Linked DNA regions of Mus musculus: region 2 is linked to region 1. The links are chromatin contacts, found by Hi-C or POLR2A ChIA-PET in ENCODE. All regions are on one chromosome and are shown on one strand. Each heading gives the region's core, a stretch centred on a gene start or an enhancer-like site at or near the end of the contact. The rest is flanking DNA. Distances are from core to core; before and after follow the strand shown. Region 1 has its middle 22 kb from the start of Gm36905. Region 2 holds the start of Slc5a3 (solute carrier family 5 (inositol transporters), member 3).

Region 1 (6,062 bases), core at 2,043-4,542:
ACTTGATTGATTCTGTGCCTCTGGAATATGTGGCCTAATACATCAAAAATCTAGCAAAGAACAGCCCACAGATCAAATCTGGCCCCTGTCTGTAGTATAAATAAAGCTTTATTGGCACACAGCTATGCTCGCTAGTTCATAGACTGTTTGAGGCCGACTTTGCAGCAGGGTTGAGCAGCACATCAGAGACGGTATGAAACACAGAGCTCAAAGAAGCTGCTACCTGGACTTCTACATAAAGAGTCAGAAAAGCCCTGATTTAGAAAATTGCTTTGACTTCGAATCTCTGCTGGGTATGTCAGACTCTTCCTGGCCCCAGGAGAGAAACTCAAGTTTCTAGCACCGTTTTCCTGAGCCTGGGAACTGCCCCGAGTGACCTGATGCTGCGAGAATCACAGTTGTGACTCTCTCGAGTCCACGTGAACATGAGTTCCTGTTGGAAGGTCTTCAGCCTCACGACCTTGAAGACCTGAGGAGACCATGGTTGTACAGCAGCCTCCAACTGCTTTTCTAGATGTTCCACCTCCAACTGCTTTTCTAGATGTTCCACGTGGTAACAGTGGTGGTTGCCTTGTAACTCGGCTGAAAAGGTGACTCACAAATATTTTACTCGTTTTTCTTTTTTTTTAAATTTCCTCATAACCTTGTGGCGGATGTATTTAGTGTCTTTTGCAGATGGGTTTCATCACCCTACTCCCCACAGCACGGATACCAAAGGCCAAGAATGTGCAAGTCCTTCATATAAAATGAAGTCATTTGCATGTAACCTAGACACCCCTCCACGTATTTTAAATTGTCTTTACATTGTTTTTTAATACCTAAAGCGATGTGGGTGGTCATAATATTATACTGTTTAGAGAAGAATAACAAGAAAAAAGTTTGTACTTGTTCAGTACCGATGCAGTTTTTGGAGTGTGCGCATTAATTAGGTCTGTGTGTATGGATGTGGGTGTGCGCCTGACACACTGTGCAGGTGAGAGGACAGCATAGGTGGTGGTCCTCACCTTCTACCCTGTTTGAAGCAGAGCGTGTCATTCATGCTCAGTGCTACATAAACCAGGATAGTTTCCAGGGCTTCTCCTGTCTCTCCTCCCACCCTCCTGTGTGAGTACAGTGGTTACAAATGTCTGTGTTACTGCAGCCAGCCTTCTGTGGGATCTGGGGATTTGAACTCGAGTTCTCAGGCTTGCACAGCAAGCTCCTCAGTATCAGATGCAGCTCAAGTTGATTTTTTAAAAAGATTCAGTGTGTGTGTGTGTGTGTGTGTGTGTGTGTGTGTAAAGTGCAGGTGCCAGAGGAGGGCATCAGATCCCTTGGAGCTAGAGTTACATGAAGTTGTGAGCCACCCGGTGTGGGTGCTGGGAACCAAACTCTGGCCCTCTGCAAGAGCACTCCATGCTTTTTACTGACTGAGCCACCTCTCCAGCTCCATCACTGATGCAACTTCACAAACAAAGCCAAAAAGCTTTCAAGCAATGGTTGGTTGGATTTCCCAGACTTGGGGCGCTGGCTTCATATAGTCTCACTTGGCAGATAAACTCACAAGAGAGAAGCAGAAAGCGTCACAAGGAACTAGGAAAGGCCTCCTCTTCCTATTTGAGTCAAGCACTAACTCCAAGGCATGTTCTGGCCACACCCTTGCTCCCCACTAGTGAGGAAAGACAGAGTTCTCTGCACTTGGGTCCACGATCACCGGGAAGGATGGTTCAGCACAGACCTCTGGGTTAGCCTCCAGGAAGCAAGTTAGTTCCTGGAATTCTTTGCTTACATTTGTTTGACTAATTTTTTTTTCTTGTGACACTGAGGCCAAGGGGATACTTTTCTAGGGGTGTCTTAGGGTTTCTAACAAACATCATGACCAAAAAGCAAGCTGGGGAGGAAAGGGTTTATTGGGCTTACACTTCCATACTACTGTTCATCACCAAAGGAAGTCAGGACTGGAACTCAAGCAGGTCAGGAAGCAGGAGCTGATGCAGAGGCCATGGAGGGATGTTCTTTACTGGCTTGCTTCCCCTGGCTTGCTCATCCTGCTCTCTTATAGAACTCAAGACTACCAGCACAGAGATGGTCCCACCCACAAGGGGCCTTTCCCCCTTGATCACTAATTGAGAAAATGCCTTACAGCTGGATCTCATGGAGGCATTTCCTCAACTGAAGCGCCTTTCTCTGTGATAACTCCAGCTGTGTCAAGTTGACACAAAACTAGCCAGTACAGAGGGATATACATATAACTAAAACCCTTTGCTTTTATTATATTAGATGCTATGGTGGCACATACCTTTAATCCCAGTACTTGGGAGACAAAAGTAGGCAGCTGGCTGTGAGTTTGTGACCAGCTTGTTTTATAGAGTGACTTCCAGGGTAGCCAGGGCTATGTAAAGAGACCCTGCCTCAACTGTCCCCCAGAGACATTTCTAAAAAGGTGTAGTAGTGTACCATTTTTCCCCTTCTGAAGTTTGTTTCTAAGGGTGTCTTGTTGTCTTTCATCTTAAGAAAATTGTCTAGCTTTTATTTCTAAGTAAAAATTTTCCATAGTTCTCAAACAGAAAGGAAAAACTACTGCAGAGAATTTTCTTTTCTCTCTTCTGCATTGCAAGGAACTGTGGTGGTTAAAGAACCCACCTCCTAAAGGCGCCCAAGCATTTGTGTTCTTTGAATCGGAAGAATGGAGGGAAATGGAAGTTTCTAGGGGCCCTGTAAAATGGGAGCAGGATGCAGGATGCAGGTATCATGAGGAGCAGGGTGAGCTGCAGGAGTTTCTAACTCCCTGAGAAAGCTTCTTCCCCCTAGAAAGACAAAAATGTTTATCCCTTGTCTCTTCTATTCAGTCTGAGGGACGCAAAGCCCTGTCTCCTTGCAAAGCATCCAGGCTGACTTTTGCTGTCTTTGCATCCATTCCACAAACTGCTCTTCATCCAAATAGTTAACTCTGCTGCCTGAGGACCCGGGGTGGAGGTCGGAAGGAAGCCACCAACACAAAAGCCACAGAGCAGCAGTTCCGCTTGCTTGCTTGCTTGCTCGGAGGTGCTTATGGAGACAGAAACTCGAGAAAACAAAGGGACCGAGTATGTGAACTCGCAAATCCTCCTCACATGCCGATGGTTGGTGGGTGGCAGGAGCAGCGTTTAGTTCCCTGCAGTGGGCGGTTTTTTTTTTTTTGTTTTTTTTTTTTTTGTTTTTTTTTTTTTATGGCGCCCAGTGACAAAGAGCCAAAGAGGATAAGAGCCCTGAGAGCCCAAAGTGGAAAACTACCAAGTTCCGCCGCCAGCCCAGCATCGTCACCTCACCGAGTGAGCACAGCGGGGGCTCAAGCCATCAAAGCTCGAAGCAAGGGAGACTCTGGTGGGGTCATCGGTACACCCCGTGGCCCAGCCCCGCACCACACAAGGCAGCGTTTGTTCCTCAGTTTTCTCATACTTGGCTCCTTTTGTTTCAACTGACTGACAAATTATCAAGTGTGGGTCGACCAGTGGATGGAGATTTCAATTATTGCTAACTAGTTCCTGCCATCTTCTTTTAGGAACCCCACAGGGTAAAATTAACATATTGAGGAGGCAACTACAGCTCAGAGAAGAAAGTCATTCAATTGATCTCAGCTCTGTGGTCCTCTGAGTGGATCAGCTAAATGCCTACTTGGAGGAGAGCATTAAATGTCCTGAAAAATAGCTTTAGAACATGAGCAAACTGAAGCGGCTACATCAGAGGTTCTAAAATATCTCACGTGTGTGTGTGTGTGTGTGTGTGTGTGTGTGTGTGTGTGTGTGCGTGTGTGTTTGAGTCAGCGTTAGCAATTGGTAACCACTTTCTGCGGTGATGAATCCATGGGACCCAGGGTAGAGCAGTGAAAACTGAACACACACACTTCAGCCAGAATAGCAGTAGCTTACACATTGGTGAAGGAAGGCAGGAGAGCTCTCTGGAAAGCTTACTGCTTGTGGAGATGTGAGGACCGGGGTTGAAAGTCTGTCAGTGACAAACCTGATTGAAGGCCTCAGGGATCTTGCCTTTCTCAAACAGGACAGTGGTGGAGAACGTGAAGTCCATCACTATAGGTACCATTCAGTTTTATATGACAAATGACCTAAGTTGCCAATTGATGTGTTTGCTCAACAAACATATAGTAAGCACTACTAAGGAGCAGGGCATATTTAATGGCAGACCAAGTGTCGTCGTCGTCGTCGTCGTCCCCCCCGCTTCCCCGCGGCCCCCCTCAAGTTGTGAGTGGGCAGCTTTGGCGTGGGTGGTAACACGTGGGTGGAACGTGGAGAGATGGAGGGAGGTAAGCTGCATGCATCGTGAAGGCTATGTTGGCAAATCTGATTTTGTTTTTGTTTTTGGTTTTTGGTTTTTCGAGACAGGGTTTCTCTGTGTAGCCCTGGCTGTCCTGGAACTCACTTTGTAGACCAGGCTGGCCTCGAACACAGAAATCTGCCTGCCTCTGCCTCCCGAGTGCTTGGATCAAAGGCGTGCGCCACCACGCCCGGCGCTGCAAATTTTTATCCTGAGGGTCAAAAGGACGTTCAAATAACCAGCTATGGAAGGGAAGGTGAGACCTGGTTTCTTCACAAACGGGGAAGTTCTGTTCATGTCCAGGTGAGTGGACGGTCCTCCATAGTGATTGGCAGCGGAGAACGACGGAGAGAGAAGGCTCTGTGAGGAGAGGAAGAGCAGAGTCAGAGTCAAGGAGCAGCATGGGTGATGGTGCGATTCATGAAGGTGAGCCTGCGGAGGAGGCAGGACAGGTTAAGAATGGAGAGGGTTTAGGTGGCCCATCCGTCCTGTATTAATTCATTTCCTCATTCCTGTAGCATAATATCTGACCACAGCAACTGGAGGAAGGGAGGGTTGCTCTAGCTCAAGGCTGGAGGGAAGTCCCTCTGGGGGAAGCCCTCATGGAGGGGACATGGTGGCAGCTGTGAGGCTGCTCATCAAATTTCACCCATAGTCAGAAGACACGGTGACAGAGACTTCCACTCAGTTACCTTTTTCCTTTTGTTCAAGCTACGACCCCAGCACTTAGAACAGCACAGATTAAGGACCGTCTTCCCACCTCGGTTAATCTAGACTAAGTAGTCTAGATAATCTCTTACGGAGGTGCCCAGAGATTTGTCGGTAACAGTGATATGAAATCCTATCAACTTAACAATCAAAATAAACCGTCGCATAGCTAAATGTTTTGTGAGCACGTATACAGGTGGGTCAGCCTATACCCATCTGTTATATCAAAGCCACAGGGACGTGTGGCTTTCCAGAAAACTCTACTGCCTTCTTGCACCAATGTTTTGTATTCCTACAATGAAATGCCAGAGGCAGCCGACTCAGTAGAGAGGAGAGATTTACTCTCGCTCACACTCCTGGCACTTCGAAGGCATGGTGTGGATTCAGTTCTGGTGAAGATCTCATGGCACGGGGCAGCTGGTGGAGCCTAGATCACAGAGGGCACCAAGAAGCCGAGTGAGTGAGCCAGACGGCCCTGACCTTACTTCCCTTTGAGAATACCCCACAATAACCCAGAGCTGGGCCACTAGCTCCTCCCACCACCTTAAAAAACCCCGCCTACTGCCTTCCCCTTGGGCCCCTGGAAACCAAGCCTCCAATCATGGACCCTTGGGAGATACGCAACCACAACTGGGTGGTTTGGAATTGTCCAGATAACTGAGAAAAGGGTATGCCCAGGGAAAACTCCATCAAAAAACTTTTCCTAGAAGGATAAGCAAGGGGGGCGGGGAGGAAGACTAAGGAAGAAAATAGGCAAGTTTTAGAGCTATCAAGGAAGAGCAGGGTAGCTCAAGAAGAGAGGGGCATGCCAGGGCAAGTTCAGTGTGAGTCAGGTGGTTTCCCCAAAGGAATGTTCTAAGTGTTGCCCTTGGCTGTCTGTGAGTGTGGCCTTAGCTGGGAAAGGGGCATTACAGATATAACCACGTGTACAGGAGGCCATGATAAGCCCATCTGATGACTCGTGTTCTCATAAGAAGTTGGACACAGCTTTGTACGCTGGGGCTGGGGCTGGGGCTGGGGCTGGGGCTGGGGCTGGGGCTGGGGCTGGGGCTGGGGCTGGGGCT
Region 2 (6,177 bases), core at 3,180-5,679, 39 kb after region 1:
AGGGCAGGTATACAGGACAGGTACACAGGGCAGGCACACAGGGCAGGCACAGGGCAGGCACACAGGGCAGGCATACAGGACAGGTACACAGGGAAGGTACAGGGCAGGCACACAGGGCAGGCACACAGGGCAGGGATGAAGGGCAGGCACACAGGGAAGGTACAGGGCAGGCATGCAGGGCAGGCACAGGGCAGGCATGAAGGGCAGGCACACAGGGCAGGCACGCAGGGCAGGCACACAGGGCAGGCATATAGGGCAGGTACACAGGGCAGGCATACAGGGCAGGCACACAGGGCAGGTATACAGGGCAGGTACACAGGGCAGGCACACAGGGCAGGCACACAGGGCAGGTATACAGGACAGGTACACAGGGCAGGCACACAGGGCAGGCACACAGGGCAGGCATATAGGGCAGGCACACAGGGCAGGCATGCAGGACAGGTACACAGGGAAGGTACAGGGCAGGCATGCAGGGCAGGTACACAAGGCAGGCATACAGGGCAGGCACACAGGGCAGGCATGAAGGGCAGGTACACAGGGCAGGCATGCAGGGCAGGTACACAGGGCAGGCATGCAGGGCAGGCACACAGGGCAGGCATGCAGGGCAGGTACACAAGGCAGGCACACAGGGCAGGCACCCAGGGCAGGCATGCAGGGCTTGAGATCCCCTGAAACTGCAGTTATAAGGAGTTGTATAGGTGCTGTGTTTGTGAACACACTGAGGTCACAAGCAGAGTTACTTATATATGGCTTACCTCTTCCCAGCAACATTCAGAACTTGCTCTTTAGACCACAGGAGGATCCTTCACCCGTTGGAGCAATCCTCCGAGGGAAGGTAAGAACATGCTAGTAAGCAAAGGTATCTTTGTGCCAGCCCAGGCCTTTATGATTCGAGATAATTTATCTTGTTTCCCTAACAGATTATCTATGGATAGGACACTCACTTGTTTTATACACTTTCCACCACCCACCTGCAGTGCCACAGTGGACTGTGCTCCTGGCAGGGAAGAGCAACTCAAAGTCCTTCCCAGCTGTAGTGGCTATTCCTGGTTGTCAGCTTGACTATATCTGGAATGAACTACAATCCAGAATTGGGAGGCTCACCTGTGATCCTAATCTGGAGGCTGAGAGATACAAGTTTCTGACCTGGATCTTGGTATGGAGATCTTGAGGCACAGTGGCTATGAGTTCCAGAAGATTAAGACAGGGAGATCTCTGAGTTCAAGGTCATCTGGGATTAAAGGTTTGGTGGCACACACCTTTAATCTGGGCCACACCTTCTGCTGGAGACCTACATAAGGACGTTGGAAGAAGGAAGATTTACTCTCCCTCTCCTTCACCTGCTTGCCCTGTGGGACTGAGCAACTGCTAGATCCTTGGACTTCCATTCACAGTTGCTGCTGACCATTTTTGGGAGTTGGACTGCAGACTGTAAGTCATCAACAAATTCCTTTACTATATAGAGACTACCCATAAGTTCTGTGACTCTAGAGAACCCTGACTAATATACCAGCCAAATTCTAATGCACTTGAATTACAGGAACTCAGGATATGGCCCCCTCATGCCTTTAATCCTAGTTACCATTGTCCTTTAATCATAGGACATTGGCTGCCTCTGTTGGAGAACAGCCACATTCAGGGACAGGGAGGGGAAAGGGACTGGGAAGAGACCATCAAGATGGCAGCCGGGGGTGGGGGGGTTGGGCTGGTGAGATGGCTTAGCGGTTAAGAGTGCCCACTGCTCTTCCAAAGGTCCTGAGTTCAAATCCCAGAAACCACATGGTGGCTCACAACGATCCGTAACGAAATCTGATGCCCTCTTTTGGAGTGTCTGAAGACAGCTACAGTGTACTTACATATAATAAATAAATAAATAAATAAATAAATAAATAAATATTAAAAAAAAAAAAGATGGCAGCCAGGATCCTGGGAAACTGCTCCTGGACAGGTGAGGAGACCCTGTAGTGACGGCCTGGGCAGACACAGACAAAGGGGTAGAGCAGGTCTGGGTACTGTTGGAGACATGTGGTAGTGACGGCCTGGGCAGAAATGAATATTAATACATGAAAAGCACTTCCTGGCTCACAATGAATGGCAGAATGTTAGGTCTGGTGATGATGGTGATGATGGTGATGGTGATGATGACGATAGTCAGCTATCTTGAGAATTATGGTGAAAAGCTCAAGGTCAAATCTCTCCTTATACAGTAGTAGAAGATGAGATGGCAAGGGGATGAACTGACCAGAGCACCTTGGATTTCAACTTTTGCCTTTACTCTCTCTTCCTATGACTCCTCAGAAAGCTTTACTTGAAAATTAGCCAAAACCTCTGGCCAATAAAATCTTACGTATCTACCGTATTAGATCTTTTTTCCCAAGATCCTAAAAGATATTTTTTAAAGATCAATAAATTAAATACTATAGAAATGGCTTATGATTCTACATGCTTACCCAACAGTATAAATAGTTTAAAATTATTTTTGATAAATTTCAATTTGCATCAGCATTAATTTTAACAATAAAATTAACAAAGCCATAGCCACTTATTTAAAACTCTGAAAGGGGCGGGGGACTTAGGATAGCTGATTTCTTTTCCACGTTAAGAAATGGGATGAGTCTGTGGGTGGCCAACAGCTTGGGAGGGTTGTGGGGTGCTGTCTGCCCTGAGGCATTGTTCAGTCAGGCTAATTTCCTCACCCCATTTGTCTAGAGAACTAGGACTTCACTGGTCCCTGGGTATCAGGGAAAAGCTGTGGTGCTTCCAACGGGAGGCAGTCCAGGCTGGTCACCTCAGGGTGTTGCTTGGTGTTTGGCTTGGCTCAACCACGTGAGACTCTTATCTTCACATTCCTAAACTGGGCCACAGGAAGGACAGTTTAAGTGGGATGTCACACAGATCTGGAATTCTCGTCTCAATGTCCAGAAATTCTTTCTTCCTTCTGTGTCTTTTTTTTTTTTTTTTTTTTTTTTTTTTTTTTTTTTTTTTTGGTAGCATGCTGCTTAAAAACAAAAAACAACCAACCAACCAAAACAAACAAACTAAAAAGACCCCCAACAACAACCAAAACAAAACAATCCAACCAACCAGGTGTGTGGCTGATGCTAAGTAGGTGGTTTTGTAGTTTGTGTTGAAGGGCACAGGACAAACCTTGAAATGTTAATGAAAATGTTAAAAAAACCAGGTATCCTAGGTTGTATTCAAAACCATAATCTTCTGTGGAGATTGGTCTGTGGAGGAGGTGACAAAGATAGTCTCCATGTGTGCTTTACAAAGACGTCCAACGCCACTGAGTAAGACCAACATCTTGGCCTGTAAGATGGGGGACGGGGTGAGGTTCATAAGTGTAGGCAGTGAAACTATTCTTCAGACATTCTGGACACAAAATTTTCTTTCCACGCGTTTGTGTTTGACCTTGGACTAATTAAATTATCCTTGCATTTTTCTGTTTGCTAATACCTAAAATAGGGCGAGTAGTACGATTTGCTTCACAGAGCTAAAGTGAGAACAAACAGCCTCAGTGTCGTGCCTGCTACAGACAGTAAGCCCTCAGTAAATTATTAGTAAATTATTATTAGAGCACTTTAAAGTTACAAGAACATTTCACTTAAAGACCCTTTTAGTTGGAGTAAGGTGGGAGCAGAAGACAACCATTGCAGCGGAATTAGTGCCTTCCAGAGCTAAGAAACAGGAGCAGGGGCAGAAGGAGGGGAGTCCCGAGTTAGCTCTATATGTGCGTGTATGGGTGTGTGTGTGTGCGCGCGCGCTGTGGAGTGCTGGACCTGGGACCCTCTACGAAGCCCCTCCTTACTCCTGTGTTTCAGGGAATCCATAGTTTCCTTTACCAGAAAAGCAAGGATAATATTTAAAGAATAACTGGCGAGAGTCGAAGCATTAACCTGCTTCTGGGTCAGGCTAGGCACACACAGCAAATGCCTACATAGCCCTTCGGTTCCAGGCTTGTTTCTTTGCGGCTTGGTGCAGCAGTCACTCCTTAGCACCCCGCCTTCCTCCCTGGAGACGCGGGCGAGGGGCACACAGCAGCCAGACCGCATCGCACCGCACCGCACCGCGGCGCACGCGCACTCGCTCGCCTAGCACCCGGGAAGGGAGGGTGGGCGGGGAGGCCTGGAAAGTTCCACCGGGTTCCAGAGCCCAAGGTTGGTAGGCGCGGAGGCGGCGGGGAGCGGGTGCGTGCCGAGCGAGGAGACGGCCTCCGACGGGCTGCTCGAGACCGTGTCCACGCTCCGCAGGCTCGGGGGACACAGACACGGCCCGGGAGGGCAAGCAGGAAGCCGTTGAGGTGCAAGTGCAAGGCGCCCTCCGGGAGAGGGGCGGGGCGGTGCCGGGTGGGCGGGGCTCTCGGTGGGCGGGGCGAGCCGTCTGCGCAGCTGCCGGAGCCTTTAAACCCGGCCTCGCGGGGTCGCACGGTGCTTTCGCCGTCCGGGAGCTGACCGGCCGTGTTCCTCTCTCGTCTTCCTCTGCGCCCCGCGTCCCCGCCCTCGCGACCCCGGCTCTCCTGGACTCGGCGCCGCCAACCTGGGCGATGCCCCGCTACGAGTTGGCTTTGATTCTGAAAGCCATGCGGCGGGTAAGTGACCTTCCCTCAGACCGAGTTCCCGCGCGGGCGCGCCCCGCCGCCTCTAGGCCTCCCAGTCCCGCGTGTCCTGCCTGCTGGACACCGGGTCCTCTCGCGCGGTGCGCGGGTGGTCGCGGGCGCAAAGTGGGGGGGTGGCGCGTGGGTCAGGCGCTCGGCGCGGCCGCGTGCGCGCGGGAGGCGGGGGGTGTGTATGCCCGCGCGTGTGCGCGGTCGCGGGAGGGGGTGTGCCGAGCAGGGGGCGGGGCGGGCCTCGGACCCCGGCTCTCCGGAGTCCGATGGAAGGACTGCGGGAGGACACACGCGCGAGAACCCAGGCCAGCCCCGCTCTGCGCCCACGCGTCGAGAAGCTGCTCGTCGTCCCCGCCGGCCGCTGGTCCCGATCGCCTGCCCTCAGCGTCCGCGATCAGTTACAGCCTTCCTCCAAAGCCCGCCAGTGCCGGCTGTGTACCCACGCACTTGTCACCGCTATCACACCAAAAAGAAAAAAAAAATCTTTTGACCTTTCTTTTTCTGACTCCAGCGGAAATCCTGCTCCGGGTGCCCTTAGCCCAGTTTTATTCATCCAAGTTGTGGCCTTGCTTGTGTTTCCGAAGACATGCCTTCCCCCAGCTTTTGATTGATCTGGAGGTAGGGACTTTCAGGTTTGGAGGGATGATAAACCACCAGCAGCCGGGTCACGGACTGGGGTCGGCGGCCGGCGGAGGCAGCTATGTTCTGAGTCAGTCAGTCGTCGCTGAAATCCCCATTCTTCTGAGAGAATTCGGTAATGTAGTGTGCTTTCACGCACTCTCCTTCCCTAGCAGGTACAGTTTAAAAGAAAACAAAAGCAACCGTTGTCCTTTTTTTGAGCGTTTGGAAGCAGCTTTCTTCTAGCCCTGGGCATGTAGGCTTTGGGTCAATTTCAAGTAGTGGCTTCAGTTTGAATCAACTTAAGCCAGGGGTCACGGGCTAGGCTCTGGTGAACAGCTAACAGTCAGGCAGCAGGAGGAGATTGTTCGGTGTGCCTTGTACAGGGTTGGCTTGGAAAGGACACCAGAGCCACCTGATGGTCCTGAAGTTTGTGCCCCCAAGCTTACTGACTCCCTGGCTCCGGGAGAACATTGTCTCACCTCTGGGTAATACTTTATCTACCTTCCTTCCTCATTGGGTTTTACAGAGTTAAAAGAATAGGAACAACAGAGGGGTCAGGGTCGAGAAAGTATTAAAAAGGGACTGTTTCTGATTAAATGGAAATTACTTAAGCCTCCCTTTATACTTTTTAGGTAATGTTAGAAACTGAAAAAATGTGACCACCAAGATTCATTCCCTCAAGGTGTGAGGTAGCAGTGACCCTTTGCACTCCTTTGAATGAGAGACTCTTGCTTAGCATGGCTGCCCAGTACACTGGCTAAATGTATTTTACCATGATGTGAATATGTGTTCACTCTGATTCAAAAGTCGGGTGTAACCTGCTCAAAATCTTGGCCTGAGGGTAGGTTCAAAGCACCTTAGAGAAGAGTGAAGACGGAAGAGAGGTGCTTAAACATAGTGTGGAAGATGTGTGAAGATCCTTACAGACCCAAAGAAACTAGATAAAATGA

What was found. A loop is a pair of places that touch in the nucleus more often than their neighbours do. ChIA-PET counts read pairs that join two places held with the same protein, here RNA polymerase II (POLR2A).
Region 2: a map of heart shows a loop between it and region 1 (3-fold over the local background). The contact joins the promoter of Slc5a3 here to the enhancer-like site in region 1. A Hi-C loop is called at or near these places in 5 of 37 maps with a recorded cell type or tissue (heart and left cerebral cortex). POLR2A ChIA-PET finds 5 or more read pairs at or near these places in 4 of 5 experiments (Patski and embryonic stem cell).

Annotation. Positions count from the first base shown.
Region 1 is chr16:92,016,347-92,022,408 of GRCm38, forward strand. No RefSeq gene overlaps it. Among named protein-coding and RNA genes, the nearest start is that of Gm36905, 22 kb to the left of the region's middle. Within about 2 kb of position 3,293, at least 1 of the 3 ENCODE cell types and tissues checked has a DNase peak (open chromatin) inside an H3K27ac peak, as active enhancers do.
Region 2 is chr16:92,053,893-92,060,069 of GRCm38, forward strand. It overlaps Slc5a3 (solute carrier family 5 (inositol transporters), member 3), which reads left to right and starts at 4,430. Exons shown (of 2, transcript NM_017391.3): 1 at 4,430-4,588. Mrps6 (mitochondrial ribosomal protein S6) reads left to right here and starts at 4,444. Exons shown (of 3, transcript NM_080456.1): 1 at 4,444-4,588. The coding sequence starts at 4,544.